Linked DNA regions of Homo sapiens: regions 1 and 3 are each linked to region 2. Evidence: chromatin loops called from intact Hi-C (ENCODE). Cell type or tissue: Caco-2. All regions are shown on one strand. Each heading gives the region's core, and the rest is flanking DNA. Links, peaks and the distances in the headings are about the cores only. Region 1 overlaps BICD1 (BICD cargo adaptor 1). Region 2 has its middle 19 kb from the start of H3-5. Region 3 has its middle 33 kb from the start of LINC02422.

Region 1 (6,946 bases), core at 1,355-6,354, 500 kb after region 2:
TTTCAAACTTTCTCCTTCTGGATCCCTGCATATGTACACAGTGTATACAATGAACTGTAATTAAATAAACTACATAATTTACTTATTGATTAGGTCTCTTTTAAACTATTTCTTGTGAGTTCAAGAAAGCAGAGATCTTTGTAGTTTTTTTGTTTTGTATTTTAATTACTACTGTATCCCTAGCACTTATAATAGTGTGTGGCAGAGAACAAGTACTCAGTAAATAGTTGCTGGGTGAATCCATACTAAATATAAATCTTTGTCAATTAGTATATGTGTGAGAAATATCTATTCCTAGTTAGAGGCTGGTCTTTTCATTTACTTTATTGTAAATGATGTTTGAATGAACAGAAGTATGGAATTTTAATGTAGTTAAATTTATCAATCCTTATTAAGCTATTTTTTTGTTTCTTATTTAAGAAATTCTCTGCTGCAAAGTGATAAATATGTTCTGGTATATTTTCTTCTAACCCATCTTTCCCCCACTGATCTGCAATGACATTTTTGTTGTTAATTAACTTTTATTACCAGTGAATCTGTTTCTAGGCTCTCTATTTTGTTTCATTGTCTGACTATCCTTTTTAAAATAAGTTTTTTTAGAGACAGGGTCTAACTCTGTTGCCCAGGCTGGAGTGCAGTGGCACAATCATGGCTCACTACACCCTCTAACTCCTGGGCTCAAGTGATCCGCCGCAGCCTCCTGAGTCACTGGGACTACAGGCATGGGCCATCACTTCTGGCTAATTTAAAAAGTGTTTTTTTTGAAGAAATGGTGTCTTACTGTGTAGCCCAGACTGGCCTCAAACTCCTGGCCTTCCTCCCACCTCAGTGTCCCAAAGCACTGGGATTACAGGTGTGAGCCACTGCACCCAGCCTATCCTATTTATTTTTATTTACCATTATTTATTTTTAATTGCTGGACAGTTTGACAAGTCCAGTTTGAGCTAGTTATGTATCACATCCCATTTGCAAGGGTTGTTTGTCTTGTTCAAAGGACAATGAGTACAACCAATGTCAACAGAAGTTGTTTTTCTTCCTTCGAAGAGAAGGGATGCGCCAGGATGGAGAGTGCCTGCATTCCTGCCCATCAGGGTACTATGGACACTGAGCCCCAGATATGAACAGATGTGCAACTTCTCTCGGAGAAAACAAAATAAAAAATACGTCATTGGTCCATGTTCAACTGCCCATCGTAAAAAAGAAATACATCATTGGATAAGCAACTTCATTCAAAAGTCAGTGCCACAGCAAGCAAGAAATTAGAAGCTTGTAAAAATAAGATGGAATTTTGAGCTGGGCACGGTCGCTCATGCCTGTAATCTTAGCGCTTTGGGAGGCCAAGGCAGGTGGATCACTTGAGGTCAGGAATTCAAGACCAGCTTAGCCAACATGGCGAAACCCCGTCTCTACTAAAAATACAAAAATTAGCCAGGTGAGGTGGTGAGTGCCTGTAATCCCAGCTACTTGGGAGGCTGAGGCAGAAGAATCACTTGAACCCAGGAGGCGGAGGTTGCAGTGAGCCAAGATCGCGCCACTGCACTCCAGCCTGGGTGACAATAAAAATAAATAAATGAAATGAAAATAAAATAAGGTGGAATTTTCACCCATTGACAAAAAGTTAATAATTATTATTGTATCTAATTTCTGGACATTGAATAGCTCATAAGCCAACCTACTTATGAGCATCTGTTTTCTGGATGAGCTTCAACCGTTGCAAGTGGATTTTTCTTCTTTGGACTACTTGTCAAACTGTAGTGTGAATCAGAGGAGTTTAATACAGATTGCTGAAGTTTTTGATTTGTAGGTCTGGGATGGGACTTGAGAATTTGCTTTTTTCCAAGTTCCCATGTGATGTTGATACTGCTGGTTCTGGGACCACATTTTGAGAAACTTTGTTGTCAATAATGTGCCCACAGCTGCATTATTTTTTTTTTATTTTCCCAAGAATTAATGTCATCAGATTTAAATAGTAGTATATATTAATACTGAATGACAAGTTAGAAAGATAGATTTGTTTAAAAGATAATATTGGAAATAGGCACATGAATATTTTGAACTTAAAATAAATGTTTCAGTGATTTTTATTAAAGTAATATGAATATTGTCCTCCAAAACTTTGATGATAGAGTTTTGTTTCTTTAATGTGAATTACTTTCTTACATTGTGAAAACTTAGAGCATATTCTTCCTCAGGCCTAAGTACTGTATAGGAACTATTAAGTGAGAACTTTAACAGTAATTCTCCATATGCAAAAAAGCATTTTTACTAGTCTGTACTTAACAACTTGCAAATTTGCTTTTATCCAAAAGGAAGAGAATTAGAGAAATGATTTTAGTAAGAAATGCTAAAATCAAAAAGATAGGTAAATATTTAAGGAATCATTGTAGTATTCCCAACAGTTTTATAGATGAAATTTTAAGTTCTCTGGGTTATAACTTGCTTTCTGATGCCATTATAAACCTGATGGCTGAGACACTGGTCGATCACCCATTAGGAATATATGCTAAAATTGTTGCTTTCAGTTTTTAAAATATGGCTTAATTTTATGTTTGCTTAAAATTGGTTTGTTTTGGCCTGGTAATATCTCGGGTCCCACACATATGATCATTCACAATTATCATATCGGGCTGAGCAGGGTGGCTCACGCTTGTAATCCCAGCACTTTGGAAGGCCGAGGTAGACAGATCACATGAGTTTGGGCCCAGCCTGGCCAACGTAGCAAAACCCCATCTCTACTAACAATAAAAAAATTAGCCAGGCGTGGTGGCACGTACCTATAGTCCCAGCTACTCGGGAGGCCGAGGCAGGAGAATTGCTGAACCCAGGAGGCGGATGTTGCAGTGAGCCAAGATGGCACCACTGCTCTCCAGCCTGAGCGACAAAGCCAGACTCCCTCTAAAAAAAAAAAAAAAAATTATTATTATTTAGTTTTATCTTCTCTATCTGTTAATGAGAGAGACTAAAATAATGATGAAGAAAACATTTTAATATGGTATATGAATAGTAATAAAATAATATAATAAGATGTATCTCCAAAATCTGAATCTAATGGTACTATATTCGTATTATAGCTGATTCTTTACAAAAAGCAGTCTTGGCTTACTGGAAAATTCACATTTTAAAAGTCGATCAGTTTCATTTTTTCTGGAGAATGTTAGCTTTACTGAAAGTATAAAAGTTTCGTTGTTGTAGACACCAGGTCCTAATAAAAACAAGTAAAAGAAGAAAAAGTTTGTTATGGGTGGAACTGATTAAGTGAGGTACCACTGAAGAATTAAAGATATCTCACACATACTTTGATTAATTAAATGGTGAATAAGAACTTGTTTTAATCTCATTATTCAAGTCACTAAAATGTTAAACAGGTAAGACAAAAAGGCAATTATTACAAGTTTTTACGTAAAACTATGATAAGATTTTTTAAAAAGTGAAACACCACCCATACACACTGAATTCATTTGGCTGGTATTGATTCTGAATATGTATTTTATAATATTTCATTGGCCTTGACCCACAAACTAAACACAGACATTTTCTCAATTAGTCATTTTCAGGTTTATTGCCTAAGATGCTAATTGAAATTCAGGGCAGGCAAAAATACATCATTGGCCTTTGTATATCTTTGAAAGGCCTTCTGATGGGACCTTGCTCCGTATAAAGGCTTCTCTTCTCTGCAAACTGAAAGGGACCCTGTGTGTGAAGTGTGTTCAGTGGGGTCTTCAAGGAACAACATAGAGAGCAGCCGCTGGCCAGCCGGAAGCCACCATGCGCTGTCCTCAACAGAGCAGCTCCAGGCTGTATGACCCCCAGGCAATTAGGCACCAAAAGAAGATGCTCACACTTTCCAAAATTCTTTCCCAGGGCTGGGGGAAGGGAGCCAGACTTGGAGCCCCTATGTGGAACTTAGTCTCCAAGGAAAGAAAGCATGTTCTCATCCTACAAACACTCCATTTTCTCCCTGAATTAGTGTCCTTTCTTTGAACCAGATGAGACTTCGCTCAGAGCTGGAGGCTATGGCCCCTTAGTTCTGTTTCCACAGTGCTTCCAGCCCTCTCCCCAGTTTGGAGGCCCCCAAAATGAGGCGCTTATCTCTTTGATTTTGTGAAAGAAAATGCACAGTTCGTCTATTTGGGGCTTCTGAAAGATGTTAGGCCCTGAAGAAGGTTGACTGGGAGACTGAGTGGGGAGTGACAGACCATGACCTTAATTACTGACCTTTTGTTATAGATTAACTTCCTTCCTATTTTATTGTTCCTGGCCCAGACCAGATAGCACTTGAGATAAAAGATCCCTTGATTATTACATCCTTAATGTGGAATGTTAAATACTCCCTTCCCCCAAGGAATCACTGCCTAAAACCAGTCAGATTGCTGCGACTGTGCACTAACCTTGTGTGGAAAATGCTGTCATCCTGTTAAGCTTCCCCATACCGTGCCTGTATAAACAATCCTCAAACCTCGCTGCTTCAGAGCACTAACCCCATCTTTTTGGAGTCCTCCTGGGTGACCCTCCTCAAACTTTGTGCTCAGTATTTTAATCCTATTGCCTGGATCTCGATTTAAAGTTGATAATTTTCAGAGAATTCTTCATTTTCTCTTTGCATATTTTATTGTTTCCTTTCCATCTGTTTTTCTTTTACTTACTGCCTGAAGCCAAGAGACAATGTCAAGGTGTCTTAGTGAAAGGAGCTCATACTTAAGGGTTCCTGGGTCAAAACCTACATCTCTCATTTCTTAGCTCTATGATCTACCTGTTTCCTTAATCTCTCTGGGCCTCAGTTTACCCATTATTGTAGTAAAACATGTACTACAAGTTACTTTTTATTTAACTACTTATGCCATATTTAATTCCCAACCACTAATATTACATATTAGTTATATATTGTTAAATCATAATGTTCTTTCACTATTTCTTTTATGACTGAGAAATTTCTTTTCAATGTATAAATCATATACATGTTGCTCCTGGACAAAACTGAGGGTCAGGCTGCTACTTCTCCTGGCCCAATAATGAGATGCAGACAAACTGGGGAAGAGAGGTTTTATTTTTGCATTTGGTTACAGGGAGAAGGCCTAGAAATTGTCACCACACCAACTCAAAATTACAAAGTTTTCCAGAGCTTATAAACCTTCCAAGCTGTATGTCTACATATAAGTGTGCATTCATCTAAAGACATAAGTGATTAACTTCTTTTAATCTATAACTAAGATCTGAGTCCTGAAGACCTTTCTCTGGAGCCTCAGTAAATTTACTTAATCTAAATGGGTCCAGGTGCTAGGGTGATTACCCTTATCTTGTCTCCTGCTAAATCACAGAGGTTTGGGGAGTTCCTTCAGACCTCCAATAAACTTGTGTGTGGAGGCCTGGGGAATTTCTTCAGACTGACAATAAAACTTGTTTATTCCAGTCTGGCCAACATGGTGAAACCCTGTCTCTACTAAAAATACCAAAAAGTTAGCTGGGCGTGGTGACGTGCACCTGTAATCTCAGCTACTAGTGAGACCTGGCCTGCCACAATGTGGTTAAGGAAACATATTAAAACATTTTTAAAAATCAAGATTTTCCATTTCAATGGCCTTGTAATTGATTGAAAAGTTTATTTTGAGTCACATGGTGTTCTAGACTCTTGTGGAGGGTTTAGATTGGAAAATAAGTAATGACAGTGAAGCAGTTGTTATGTTCGTATAAAAGAAAGAAAAGAAAAACCCACAGGACTTTATTTGGTTTTAAAAGTCTATCTGCAAAGATATAGTTTATAGGAAAATTCAATTCCAAATGTTTCTCATTGCTCTGGAGTGTGTGAAGAAGAGGCCTAAGAATATTCTTAGGAAGGCAAAAACTTTCAGATGCAGTTCATATGCTTGACACCTCTGTTTCACTTTTGGCTGACTTGTGTAGTCTGATTTTTGGTCACTGACAGGCTCAGCATCATGAGTGTGCAAGACGTAAGGGAGGCAGGACCTTGTCTTTTCAATGGTGTCTTCCTGGGTGGCTGCCAGAATTCATCATTATTGCACTCTACTCTCATAGCCTCGATTTCTGTTTTTGTTTGCTTTTACTGAAATTGGAGTAGTGACACAGAGTCAGATCATTGAAAAGACTCACAAGATTCCAAAGGGTATACTGGTAGAGTATAAACTGGAGGATAAGGTACAGCGGGAGAAAGCAAGTACCAGCAGACACAGAGGGGGCTGAGACTCCTGCAAGCAGCGCCTTTCCTCAGGCTCACTGGATGTGCTCTGTGTTTGGGTGTGAACCACCAAGATGCATGCATGATATCTGTTTTCAGGGAAGCCAAGATACAAGTGTACAGAAAAGCCATTATACCCCCGTCACATTGCTGAAACTGGATGATTAAACCACGTACCAAGCGGTGTCTAAATTTCAGTAATAATGATCAGCTAGTAGAGGGTGCCTCAAGGCAGTTTCAGACTTTAAATAACATAGTAGAAATCACTAGCTAGTCCATTTCATCCTTATCATTGTTGCAGAACTTTCTCCTTAGTTCAGCTAAAACCGGGTTCTTGTCACACAACCGGAAAAGATTAGGCTCAGGGACACATAGAAGGGTGAGGGGCAGAATTTATTGGGTGAAAAGGAAAAAGGAAAAAGAACTCTCAGCAAAGCGAGAGGGAGTCTTGCCAACAGGCCCTCCACCTCACAGACTGAACACCAGGCCACCACACAGGAACTGAAGAGGCCAGGCTCCTCCCCGCTGAACAAGCGTAAACTTCTCTTGGCTCCACCCTCTTCCCCCAGTGTGCAGGTGGGCATTATTCAGAGAGAATCAGCTGAGAAAGGGCAGGCTTTATCCGGGACCAGCAGTCCAGTTCTTCAGCCTTCAGGCTCTTTTAGGCTTGAAGGCAGGGTTTCGTGGGGGACCTTGGTAAGAAGAGTTCTTTTCGACACTTTAATGTAGATTGTAAGAGGTAGAAAAAAATTGATC
Region 2 (6,946 bases), core at 688-5,687:
CAGTTGGATCCAGTATCTGAACCCACATCTCTTTAGGACCACAAATTGTATTCTTATACCAGAGATTAAGTGGGATCTTATTAGAGAAATTCCTAATTCTTAATTCAATTAGTCAGTATTTGCTGGAAACCTATTATTTAATATTATCTGTTATACAGAGATTAGTGTATCCTGGCTGCTGTTCTCAAGAAGCTCACAAGCATGCTGAAGTTACTAAACTATATCCAATTACATAAAATAGGTTCTAAAGGCCCCAGCAACTATGGCAGTTGGTTAAAATAGATTTATTATAACACCCCGTGCCTAAGTATACATCTGAAAGGATACACACAACTTTTTATTTTTATTTTATTTTTTTGAGACAGGGTCTCACTCTGTCGACCAGGCTGGGGTGCAGTGGTGCAATGTCAGCTCCCTGCAGCCTCCACCTTCTGGGTTTAAGCAATTCTCCTGCCTCAGCCTCCTCAGTAGCTGGGACTACAGGTGTGTGCCACCACGCCTGGCTAGAATTATTAATAGCAATTACATCTGTTGGATGGGATTGCTAGAAAGGAGACAAGGGGAAGACTTTTACTTTTTTAAATATTTCAAATATGAAGATGGTGGGATCATGAAGGATTTTATTCATTTTTAGCATTTTTGTTTTTCAAATAAAAACATAGGAAAAAATCAAGAGTTTCAAACCAATACATAAAGTTATTTCTTCACATAATTAAAACAAATTATCATATACCACTTTCCTACCTCCCTTCATTGAATAGTACAAAACTTGGTACTCTGCTTTTATCTACTAGATATTCTGTATTTGCCTTGACCCTTGTTAAATGAAGTCTCCCTTTGTTTAGGAAAAATATACAGTATATCAAAGGATGAGATCACCAACCCAAAGCTATGCTGATTAGTCTTGTTGAACAAAGAAAATACAGGCTTTGGCTGGGTATGGTGGCTCATGCCTGTAATCCCAGCACTTTGGGAGGCTGAGGCAGGTGGATCATGAGGTCAGGAGATCGATACCATCCTGGCTAACACGGTGAAACCCCATCTCTACTAAAAATACAAAAAAATTAACTGAGTCTGGTGGCGGGCACCTGTAGTCCCAGCTACTCAGGAGGCTGAGGCAGGAGAATGGCGTGAACCCAGGAGGTAGAGCTTGCAGTGAGCCGAGATTGCACCACTGCACTCCAGCCTGGGCAACAGAGCGAGACTCCGTCTCAAAAAACATATAGGCTTTATGGGAAGGGTTTGTTATGGGGTGTATTGGTTACTGAGGCAGGAGTAGTTTGGAAAATCAGTCATAAAAGCATGGGTTACAGAAGTTCATTTTCTGTTACCTAGATGTGTTTGCTGAAGGAGCTATCACTGATCAATTACAACAGGTTTAAAACAAGCATTGGTGTTTAGTTGGTACCATGCTATAAAAATTTCAGTCTCGGCTGGGCACAGTGGCTCACACCTGTAATCCCAGTACTTTGGGAGGCTGTGGCGGGTGGATCACCTGAGGTCACGAGTTCAAAACCAGCCTGGCCAACATGGTGAAACCCCGTCTCTACCAAAAAATACTAAAATTACCTGGGCATGGTGGTACATGCCTGTAGTCCCAGCAACTCGGGAGGCTGAAGCAGGAGAATCGCTTGAACCCAGGAGGCGGAGGTTGCAGTGAGCCCAGATCACGCCACTGTACTCCAGCCTAGGTGACAGAGTGAGACTCTGTTTAAAAAAAAAAAAAATCAGTCTTTTTCTAGGTTTGTGGGGATTTTTTTTAAATTCTAAAAACGAAGGCCGGTCGCGGTGGCTCACGCCTATAATCCCAGCACTTTGGGAGGCCAAGGTGGGCGGATCATGAGGTCAGGAGATCGAGACCATCCTGGCTAACACAGTGAAACCCCATCTCTACTAAAAACACAAAAAAATTAGCCAGGTGTGGTGGTAGGCGCCTGTAGTCCCAGCTACTTGGGAGGCTGAGGCAGGAGAATGGCGTGAACCCGGGAGGTGGAGCTTGCAGTGAGCTGAGATAGCACCACTGCACTCCAGCCTGGGCAACAGAGTGAGACTCCATCTCAAAAAAAAAAAAAAAAAAAAAAAGTTCCATCTTTTTTTGCTTGGTCTTGATTTTAAAAACTAGAGGAATCTTGCACTGAAAATTTTAATTTCTTTTGACCTATCATAATTTTATATTAAAAGGTCATAATATAGTGTATTAATTTTCTCTTCCGCTGTAACAAATTACCACAAATTTAGTCACTTAACACAATACAAATTTATCATCTTATGATTCAGTATATTAGAAATCTGACACAGGTCTCACTAGACTAAAAACCAAGATACTGGAAGAGCTGAATTCCTTCTTGAGGCTCTAGGGAAGAATCTGTTTCCTTTCTTTTTCCAGCTTCTAGAGGTTACCCACATTCCTTGGCTCACAGCCCCTTTTCTCCTTCTTCAAAGCGAGCAACAAACGTTTCTCTGACCCTACTTCTGTTGTCATATCTCTTTCTCTGACAACCCCTTCGTCCTCCCTCTTTCAGTTGTAAGGACCTTTACAATTACCTTGAGCCTGCCTGGAGGATCAAGGATACTCTTCCTACCTTGAGGGCCTTAATTTAGTCACACCTGCAAAATCCCTCTTGCCATGTAAGTTAACATATTTGCAGGTCACAAGGATTAGGACACGAACATGTTTAGGGGACCTTTATTCTTCCTACCACACGTGGAAATTGAATTTATAAATATATCCGTTAGAATTGCACTTGACCGCTTAAACAAGTAAGGGATCTCTCTGTCTCCTATAGCAGGAAATCTGGGAACGGGAAGCTCAAGGCTGATTGTGATGGCCTCAACAATGCCAGCAAGGAAACTGACCCCTAGTGTCCTGATCACTACCATGCTTAGCAATGACTGCTGAGCCTCAGGCATCCTCACCGGTTCCAGGCAGGAAAAAAGAAATGGAAGAGGCAGTACCAGCAAAATTCAGCTTACATTTTGTTAGCCAGAATTGAGTCATGGGACCACCCCTAGCTACAAGGAAATCTGAGAAGGGAAGTTTTTAGCTTTCCTCCTTCTCTAAAGAAGGAAGGAAAATTGAAATAAGAGTTGGAATGAGTGACAGGTGAGCTAACCTACAGAATTGACTACAAGTAAGTGATTGAACAAACAACTTTAATAATCCAATTATTGAAGGGCAGGACTCAGGTGTAGGAATTTAGTGGACTATTTGCTATACATGTTACTCAATATCTGTTAGTCCTAAGATCAAAATTGATTTTTAAAAAAAAGACTCACAAGTCACAGTTTACTTAGCCTTAAAAGGTACACGGTAAACAATGCACACAGCTAAACAGCAGAGACCTTCTGATGTCTGGCAATGCTGGGTGCAGCTTCCATGCCCCTCCACCACACAGCATGCTCAGCTGCAAGAGGTGAGGCTGAAGCGTGTGCAGAAGACTTGACCTCTGGGCAGCCACCCTTTCCATTCTCTACCTATGTGTAGTCCATGCTTGCTGCATAGCCTCTGGGAGAAAGTGCTAAATCACATGCCTAACAGGGCAGCTGCAACTCATCAATCAGGGGTTTCACAATGAATGCTTCTGTAAGCCAGGGGCAATCTGACCTGCTAACATTCCAAGTTTATCTTGTATCAATACATTCTGGGGAGCAGAGTGGCAAGAAGGTAAATCTAAGGTCATATCCCCAGGGTCCCTGGGTCTGGGGCAAAAGTTTAGACCAGCCAAAAATTCCTTCCTTGGTGGGCTAATATATTTATCTTTCTTTCTTCCTCTTGAATTCAGAGTATCTTTCTTCCTCTTGAATTCAGAGTATCTTTCTTCCTCTTGAATTCAGAATCAATTGAGAGAAATACAGGAGTCAGGATAAGTGAGCATCAAAATATCACCTTAATAAAGTCAACTGGAAGATGTGGCCAAGTGGGCAGGCTCACACTTTCCCCAGACATCCCCGCCTGGTTGCTGGCACAGCTGAACAACACAGGCTTCTCAGCAAAGGCAGGGTCATAGGAAGCAGATCCACTCCCTGTAACACACAGGTCTAGAAAGGTGGAGGAAGGGCTGAGCTCAGTCTGTTCTTACTAACTCACATGTCTGACTGCTCACTCCTATTTCCCTGGGGAGGGGCGAATGAGGAACAGGGAGATACTCAGTGATTCTCAGCCAATCTCACAGTTCAAAGCCACCCAGGGAACCAATGTGCAGTGAGGTAGAAAGCCACTCACCTACCTGAAGTTGCTGCATCTGGAAACATAAGAGATGGAGATACTGTTCTTCCCCATAACTCAGAAGATTCATTTTAACTACGCTCTACTTTTCTCATAAATGGCAAATTTCCTCTGAGATAGTTTCCTTTTTTTATTTTTATTTTTGAGATGGAGTCTTGCTCTGTCGCCCAGGCTGGAGTGCAATGGCACGATCTCAGCTCATTGCAACCTCCGCCTCCTGGGTTCAAGCAGTTCTCCTGCCTCAGCCTCCCGAGTAGCTGGGATTACAGGTGCCTGCCACCACGCCTGGCTAATTTTTTGTATTTTTAGTAGAGAGAGGGTATCATCGTGTTAGCCAGGATGGTCTCCATCTCCTGACCTTGTGATCTGCCCGCCTCAGCCTCCCAAAGTGCTGGGATTACAGGCATGAGCCATCGTGCCCGGCCTTTCAATTCTTTTAATACAAAGCAAATGAAAACACCTGTTTTCAATTTCTTTTACCAGTCAGGCTATCTTTTGGAACCTAAGACAGTTTGCCTCTAGGTTTCTGCTAGCACTCTTGTTTGAGGGCATTCCCTGGAGTCATAAAGGGCAGTTCTTTGGGAAGAAGGGATGGGAAGAAAAAATAATGTCAGTTCATAAAATAATCTTCAGACATTCTTATTTATAAATGCCATCATCAATAGAGTTTTCATTTTTCCTTTGCTCAACAAAAAGCTATCAAGTATCTTGAGTAGCTGTTTTTTGTTTTTTGTTTTAATAGTTATGACAGGGACCAGCACGGTGGCTCAAGCCTGTAATCCCAGCACTTTGGGAGGCTGAGGTGGGCAGATCGCCTGAGGTCGGGAGTTCGAGACCAGCCTGGCCAACATGGAGAAACCCTGTCTCTACTAAAAATACAAAATTTAGCCAGATTTGGTGTTGCATGCCTGTCATCCCAGCTACTTGGGAGGCTAAGGCAGGAGAACTGCTTGAACCCGGTAGGCGGAGGTTGAAATGAGCTGAGATTGTGCCATTGCACTCCAGCCTGGGCGACAGAGCAAGACATCCCAGCTACTTGGGAGTCTGTGGCAGGAGAATTGCTTGACTCGGGAGGCAAAGATTGCAGTAAGCTGAGATCACACCACTGCACTCCAGCCTGGGAGTCGGAGGGAGACTCTGTCCCAGATTTAAAAAAAAAAAAAAAAAAAGGCTATGGTAATGACCTGTCTCCCTCTTGCTTAAGTTTTTTCTTTCTTTCTTTCTTTCTTTCTTTCTTTCTTTCTTTCTTTCTTTCTTTCTTTCTTTCTTTCTTTTTTAATCTATCTTTCTTTCTTTCTCTCTCTCTCTCTCTCTTTATATTTTTATTTTCCAGAGTCTCCAACCCAGGTTGGAGTGCAGTGGTGTGATTATAGCTCACTGCAGCCTCAACCTCCTGGGATCGGGATCAAGGGATGCTCCCACCTCAGCTTCCCGAGGAGCTGGAACTACAGGTGCACACCACCATGCCCAGCTAATTTTTTATTTTTTATAGAGACGGGGGTCTCCCTATGTTGCCCAGGCTAGTCTTCAACTCCTGGGCTCAAGCAATCCTCCAGCCTCAGCTTCCCAAAGCGTTGGGATTACAGATGTAAACCACTGCACCTGGCCTGAGTTTTCAGTAAACCAAATAATTAATGTAATTCTGACTGTATTAGAACCTAAAGCACATTTTCTGGCTATGGGTCCCCAAGCAGAGCAGGAGGCCTGACCAGTTCATGGATTCCCTGCACCGGGTCTGGCAGAAAGTCACAGAACTCGTTGTATTAGGTCTCCCCTCAGGTACTTGAAGATACAGTCTTCATATCTCTTCAATATTCCAGGGGAGGGGACCCTACTTGTTTTCAAGATACTGACTTTTCATGTTAATAGCAATGCTCCCATAGATATTATATTGCATCCCAGAACTTTTCAAATCTGTAGTTCCACCTAAAATTTTATCTAGTGAATTGTTACTTACTGCCTAGGTGCCAACCAGTACAGCAGTGCGTCTTCATCTTACTTAGACTTCAGAGCCTCCCACTGGCTGTAATGGATGAGCATGCACCCAAGCTCCCCTTCCACCACTCTGCTTGCTGGCATATGAGAGTGCTCTCCTCTGCAGGGTCCTGAATCTTGATTCTCATTGGCTACTAATATGTAATGGCTTTTGCTCAGTGCTGTTGTGACAATCACCCTGTTGGCCTTCTGTGTCTAGGAAGAATTACAGTCACTACCCTAACGAGCTCAGAGTCTCAATTTGCAGAAGGCCTGTCATTGAACATAAAATGAATTTTGAGCCATTGAGAAGACTTTCTGCTTTTCTTGAGCCAGTGGTTGAACAGTGTAATCCCAGGTGTGCCTGTAATCCTTGGTCTTTGGGAGGCCAAGGCGAGAGGATCACTTAAGGCCAGGAGTTTGAGACCAGCCTGGGCAACATGGGAAAACCCCATCTCTACCAAAAATACAAAAAAAATTAGCTGGGCGTGGTGGCGCACAGCTGTAGTCCCAGCTATTCAGGAGGCTGAGATGGAAGGATGGTTTGAGCCCAAGAGGCAGACATTGCAGCGAGCTTAGATTGTGTCACTGCACTCCAGTCAGGGCAACAAAGCCAGACCCCGTCTCATAAAAATGGCTGGGCATAGTGGGTCATGCCTATAATCCTAGCACTTTGAGAGACTAAGGCAGGAGGATTGCTTGAGGCCAGTAGTTAGAGACCTGTGTGGCTAACTTAGTGAGACCCTG
Region 3 (6,946 bases), core at 1,319-6,318, 81 kb after region 2:
TCCATTTTCTTTTGTAACAGGATGCAATTGGAAAAACTGGTTATTTTACCAAGGCTTTAACTGGAATGGTGTGTTTTCCTTTAAGGAATTAAATTTAACTTATAGGGCCAATACAAGTCCCTTGGGAGAACTGGCCTCATACCTTGCCTACACAGTCCCTGCACAGGGTTTCTGACCTGTGATAAGTAAAGAATGTCACTTTCTAACAGGCCCAGAAGCCCCAGGTTATCTTGGAACCTCAAGAGGAGAGGAATTTACCTAGCTCATAGGTATTTAAGCATACAAACCAATGGCAGGGCTCGGATCTAAAAAAATCTTATCTAAGATTCCTTCTATGGAACAGAGTTCCAATTTACAAAAAGCTTATGTGAAAAATAATTATTCTTGCTACACTTTATGCAAACAATCAGGCCAAGTATAATAAAGCAAGTTGGTGTTACCATAATTTGTCTTTAATAAAAATGGGAAACTGGAGACAGAAAACTTAATGTTTCAAGAACTGTGGTACACTTGTTATTAAATTCTAGTCTCATCAGTTGCTTTAAATTTTTTTTCCCTGCAAATTAAACTGACTCTGCTTATTCCTGTAAATCAACCAGTAATCTCTAACTGCTGCTCAAAAGAAATGAGAGGATGGGTAATGTCAAAATCTGAATCAATATCTAATTCTGGGCACATACTGGAATCATCTAGCAACCCCCTATCAGCTTGGTTCTAACACTTGCCCAGTTGATAGAAAGCCTTCTAACTTAGTTAAGTTGGGATAATTTTGCTTATGTTGTTTTAGTGTGGTGAAATATATTGCTGTTGTACTCTTTGTATAGCAATGCAAAATAAGCTTACTCAATGTTTTCTTAAACACTTATTAATCTTCCAAATATCACCTTTTGTTGGAACTCAAAAGTTATAAATGGCCCTCAACATACCAATGCTTTCTTTCTTTCTTTCTTTTTTTGAGACAAAAATCTCACTCTGTCACACAGGCTGGAGTGCAGTGGAGCGATATTAACTCACTGCAACCTCCGCCTCCTTGGTTCAAGTGATTCTCGTGCCTCTTCCTCCTGAATAGCTAGGATTACAGACACCCGCCACCACGCCTGGCTAATTTTTGTATTTTTAGTAGAGTCGGGGTTTCACCACGTTGGCCAGGTTGGTCTCAAACTCCTGACCTCAGGTGATCTGCCCACCTCGGCCTCCCAAAGTGCTGGGATTACAGGCGTGAGTCACTGCGCCCAGGCCAATGCTTTCTAACTAAGCTCCTCTCTACCGTAAACACAAAAGACCCTAATAGTTAGGCAGGAATATCATTGCCCCTATTCAGCATAAAGAAGTTACAGAAAATGGATCTTTGTCCCTCTGCAGCCCTTAGGATTAAGGGTTCTCTTATAAAAGGAAGGTGGGAAATGTCAGAGGCATTGGAACCAGAGCAACTCCATCTTGAAAAGGGGCTGGGTGAAATAAGGCTGAGACCTACTGGGTGGCATTCCCAGACAGTTAAGGCATTCTGATTCATAGGATGAGATAGGAGGTCAGCACAAAATACAGTTCATAATGACCTTGCTGATAAAACAAGTTATAGTAAAGAAGCCAGCTAAAACCCACCAAAACCAAGATGGTACCAAGAGTGACCTCTGGTCATCCTCACTGCTACACTCCCACCAGTGCCATGACAACTTACAAATGCCATGACAACGTCAGAAAGTTATTATATATGGTCTAAAAATGAGAGGCATGAATAACCCACCCCTTGTTTAGCATATTAAGAAATAGCCATAAAAATGGGCAACCAGCAGCCCTTGGGGCTGCTGTCTATAGAGTACCCATTCTTTCACTCCTTTACTTTCTTAATACATTGTTCTCACTTTAATTTACAGACTCGCCCTGAGTTCTTTCTTGCACGAGATCCAAGAACCTTCTCTTGGAGTCAGGATCAGGACCCCTTTCCAGTAACAAAAGTAGATTAGAGATTATCAGAGGTTGGGGAGTTATTGCTTAATAATTAGAGTTTATTTTGGGCATGTTGAAGTTTCAGAAGTAAATAGTGGTGGTGGCTGCTCAACATTGTGAATATCATTCATTAATACCACTAAGCTATACACTTAAAAAAGCCAAGATGGCAAACTTTATGTTATACATACTTTACCACAATTTGTAAATGAATAACGAATTAGCCAAAATATATTGAAATGGGTGAATTGTATTGCATGTGAATTATATCTTGACATAGTTGTTAGGGACAAAAAGGGCATTCACAATTTCAACCTTGCTGAAAAGACAGAATTCTGCAGTGCTAGTAAGAAGAGTTAGGACACGGGATAAGATTGACATGCAATTATTTAGTAAGTGTATGCAAGCTTAAAATCCAAAAAATAATAAAGGAAACGCGAAGCCAGTAATTGAGGACAGAGCCACTAGTCTCCTACTTTTCATGTTTTGCTATTCAATACTTGCTACGAGAAAGACTATTTGGCTAACTTCCTAGAACTTGTAACATTGTCAGTGCCCAGCTACCTTAATATTCCAGGGAGCATTGCTGACACTGTTTTGGCTTTTGCATGATGAGTAATTATAATGCTATAAGAGAGGCAAGCCTGAGTCCTGGGATTACCCCTTTACCTCTATTTAGGTTTATCTATTCCATTCCAGTAATAGTTACTCACCGCTATTTTAAAAAAGAAAAGAGGCTTTTTGACATCAGCTGTTGCTATTCTATATGTTATCTTCTTTCTGTAAGGGAAGGTACCCTTATCACCATTCTGGATCTGAGCCTGAAATCTGGCCACCTTTTCTTCATTCATGCTGATAGTGAACCTGAAGCAGGAGGCTTTTTCAACACTAGCAAGTGGCAACAGCAAAATGGCAGCTCTGATGAAGACAGAGAATGGACCATTGGCAGTTAGTTTTTAGAAAATGAGTTTCTAGATTCTCAACTTCTGTCTATGCTTTTTCTTAAAAGAGATCTTCTATCATGCTAGCTCTCAGATGTTACCCAGTCCTACTCTTCCAGCTCCCCATTTATATCCAAGCTCCTGCTACTGATATACACCCACTATGGTGCATTGCTTATGGGAGGAGGAACCTCCAGGGCTCCAGGAAAGATACATTTCTAAATATCAGTGCTGGCCAGTGAGGAAGTGGATGACTCTGATGATGGAGTAATGCATCTTTTGCAAGTTAGATGTTTCCCAATTCTTTGCTTTCAACAAAATTGAAAGAGAGCTGAGAAAGTTGACATACCAAATTTCATTAAAAATCAACTTTTGATAATCAGTAACTATGTGGGTTTTGGCATATACTTCAGAAAGAGTTCAAATAATTGAATGAAATCACTATAATAAAACCCCTTCTATTCCATTCTACCTATTTATGCTACAAGGAGTCCAATAAAAACAAATCCATACTTAGATAAAGAAAGGCCTTTTTCAAAAAGACTTATGTAATGGGGGTGGCAGGGGGAAAGCTATTGTGAAAGAATACTCCACTGGAGCAAACAAGGTTAGAAGGAACAGAGTATGGGGGAAATGGAATCAGAGAGTGGCACATTGGACAATTTTTCTTTGCAGTCAGCCAATTCTGGAAGGGTCATTAAGGAGGTTGTTCCACATTCCAATGCTTGTTTAAACTCAACAGTAGGCCAAAGTTCAGGGGCCTCAGGGGAAAAGAGAAGCCTAACTAGAGTTTGGTCAGGTCAGATTAGCAGGTATTTTGTCCAGACTGGTCAGTGCAAACAGTTCATCTAATCATTTATGAGATAAAATAATGGGAATTTGGAGAGCCTGTGTTGTCTTTGTCTTAGGTAAACAAGGGGGTCGTCATCCATTGGTCTTATCTAAATCATATAGGGAAGGGTGGATTTTTGCAGTAAGCCATTTTCAGGACCGCAAAAGAGTGGAGGGATTTTTAAACTATTGCTATTTTCCAGGAGTATGATGCTCAGGTAAAGTTCAACATTGCCAACCTTTTTGTTTGTTTGTTTGTTTGTTTGTTTTTGAGATGGAGTTTCGCTCTGTCGCCCAGGCTGGAGTGCAATGGTGCGATCTCAGCTCACAGCAACCTCCGCCTCCCAGGTTCAAGTGATTCTCCTGCCTCAGGCTCCCGAGCAGATAGGATTACAGGTGTCTGCCACCACGCCCAGCTAATTTTCTGTATTTTTAGTAGAGATGGAGTTTCACTATGTTGGCCAGGCTGGTCTCGAACTCCTGACCTCAGGTGATTCACCTGCCTCGGCCTCCCAAAGTGCTAGGATTACAGGCGTGAGCCACCACGCCTGGTCCCATTGCCAAAGGTTTACATGGATTTGATGCTGAACCCTGTGCATTTTATTAAAAAGTCATGAGCATCCATACGACATCCATTTCACTAAAATAAGTATTTCCAGTAATGTTTTACTTCCATATTGGAGCACCCACTAACTCAGCTATTAGTGTTAAGTTCAGGAATGACAGAAGGACTCATTAGATACAATTTGTTTCCATAATATAGATGCTTATTCCATGCAAACTGCTTCATTATGCAGAATCCACAATTACATTTTTGGCATCCTGATCATTTTATCTAAGGATCCAAGATCACAAGGATTTCTTAAGCAGTTGCTGTTATTTTTCAACAAAATTACTCAACTTCTTTATACTATAATGCTTGTCCTCTGTAACGCCTTGCATGCCCCTATTGGGATCTGGGCTAGTTTGATTAAGGAGGGATCTCAGTGGGATGGCAGTGTGATTTAACTATGTTGTCCCTCCCTTTCCCTCACAGGTACTAGGGAAGCTATGAAGATCAGATTTTGCTAGGCTTAGAGCTCTTGGCTTTCCTTTCCCTTCTCTTTGTCAATGCTTTCATTTCCAAAAAAGCCATAAGAAACGAACATGGGATAGTATTTCTAGCTTTTCCCTGCACTGCTTGCTTCTCTTTTTTCAACCCATTTAATCAGTTCTTAGTGAATTAGATCAATGTTTTTTTAAATTTCACTGATAAGAGCAATTCTTGGATGGAGTCATATCAAACAACATGATGGTTAAGCAATCTTTCAGGCATCAAAATTATTTGTTCCCTATTCATCTTCTTACAACATAAGGGTTTTTTGCCTCTACGGGGTCAGAGGTCTTCGTATCAATTGCCACTTTATTTTTAATTTAATTTTTCTTTTTCATCACTCCCAAAGCACCGGAATCAATCGCCACTTTTGATACAAACCTGGATTGATGGAAAGACTAACAAAACAACGCAGTTTCTTTTTTCTTTTCTGAGATGGAGTTTCACTCTTGTTGCCCAGGCTGGAGCGCAATGGTACAAACTCGGCTCACTGCAACCTCCACCTCCCGGGTTCAAGCAATTTTCCTGCCTCAGTCTCCCAAGTAGCTAGGATTACAGGCGCCCGCCACCATGCCTGGCTTGTATTTTTAGTAGAGACAGGGTTTTGCCATGTTGCCCAGGCTGGTCTCGATCTCCTGACCTCAGGTGATCCACCAGCCTCAACCTCCCAAAGTGCTGGGATTACAGGCATGAGCCACTGCGCCCAGATCAAAACGACACAGTTTCAATACCAGTTTACTTATTTTATTCAAAGGATGCAGGACAGGTAGTTCAGCATCCAAGCAAGCACTGCTTTGAGCAAAAGGCCTTGCAATATCCCAGGCACAGTTTCCAAGCTTATCATTTCATGGGTCATGCTCAGTTACAAGGGATGAAGGTAAAGCAAGATGGACCACCTTGGCACTGGGAAGCTCTTCTACTATCTGCTCTTTGACTTTTTATAACTTATTAGTCATATCATTCCTCAGGGTGTGTATAACTTAATAAATAACTTTTTTTTTTTTTGAGACAGAGTCTCACTCTGTTGCCCAGGATGGAGTGCAATGGCCCGATCTTGGCTCACTGCAAGCTCCACCTCCCGAGTTCAAGCAATTCTCCTGCCTCAGCCTCCTGAGTAGCTGGGATTACAAGTTCATGCCACCATGCCCAGCTAATTTTTGTATTTCTAGTAGAGACGGGGTTTCACCATGTTGGCCAGGATGGTCTCAAACTCATGACCTCATGATCTGCCTGCCTCGGCCTCCCAAGTTGCTGGGATTACAGGCGTGAGCCATCACGCCCGGCCATAAATAACATTCTTTGGGAGCAGCTGTAGCACCTCAATGAAAGGTTATACAACAAATAGCCCCAACAACCAGATACACTTCAGGTGGAAAAAGCATGGTCCACACAACATTCTACACTTACCGTAACTTAGTACATTTTGAGAACTAATTTTGCAAGAAAGTAAATTCAGGGTCAGCTTCCCAGGTGTCCCTGGACCTGGACCAAGAGTTTCAATTCTCTGAGAATTGTTTCTCTTACAATGCTTAACAATTATTTTTTAAAAGTGTATTTACTTTTTGTGATTGTTTGTTTATTACTAATAACTGTAGTGATCATTTAATCCAGAAGAAACATTGACCACTTAGAACTTTAAGATCGGCTGGGTGCGGTGGCTCACGCCTGTAATCCCAGCACTTTGGGAGGCCGAGGCGGGCGGATCACGAGGTCAGGAGATCGAGACCATCCTGGCGAACACTGTGAAACCCCATCTCTACTGAAAATACAAAAAGTTAGCTGGGCATGGTGGCGGGTGCCTGTAGTCCCAGCTACTTGGGAGGCTGAGGCAGGAGAATGGCGTGAACCCAGGAAGCGGAGCTTGCAGTGAGTGGAGATCACACCACTGCACTCCAGCCTGGGCAAGAGAGCGAGACTCTGCCTCAAAAAAAAAAAAAAAAAGAACTTTAAGATGACAGGAAATAAAAACAATTTAAAATAATTTCAATTCTTAGACACATTTTTGCTCAGAGAAATATGATAAGATGATTAATAAAAGACTTTTGAACACATATTAAAATCAAATTTTGTGAGGAAAAGGAATGAAAAATTTTTCAAAGATAAAATAAATTATATAAAATGTCTGTCTATTGAA

The links. A loop is a pair of places that touch in the nucleus more often than their neighbours do. Peaks named below come from ENCODE experiments on the same cell type or tissue, not always from the same donor. Only the 100,000 strongest peaks of a DNase experiment are listed, where the experiment ranks them.
Region 1: a loop joins it to region 2, with 2.5 times the contacts of the local background. A loop is called at or near these places in 1 of 110 quality-filtered maps.
Region 3: a loop joins it to region 2, with 6 times the contacts of the local background. A loop is called at or near these places in 1 of 110 quality-filtered maps.

Annotation. Positions count from the first base shown.
Region 1 is chr12:32,267,223-32,274,168 of GRCh38, forward strand. All of the region lies in intron 2 of BICD1 (BICD cargo adaptor 1), which reads left to right. Among named protein-coding and RNA genes, the nearest start is that of FGD4, 130 kb to the right of the region's middle. RefSeq lists a silencer at 4,240-4,440. In Caco-2, for the core only: no CTCF peak of the experiment used is centred there; DNase peaks (open chromatin) are centred at 3,849, 4,379 and 5,369.
Region 2 is chr12:31,770,016-31,776,961 of GRCh38, forward strand. No RefSeq gene overlaps it. Among named protein-coding and RNA genes, the nearest start is that of H3-5, 19 kb to the right of the region's middle. In Caco-2, for the core only: no CTCF peak of the experiment used is centred there; DNase peaks (open chromatin) are centred at 2,876, 3,486 and 4,036.
Region 3 is chr12:31,850,610-31,857,555 of GRCh38, forward strand. No RefSeq gene overlaps it. Among named protein-coding and RNA genes, the nearest start is that of LINC02422, 33 kb to the right of the region's middle. In Caco-2, for the core only: no CTCF peak of the experiment used is centred there; a DNase peak (open chromatin) is centred at 3,642.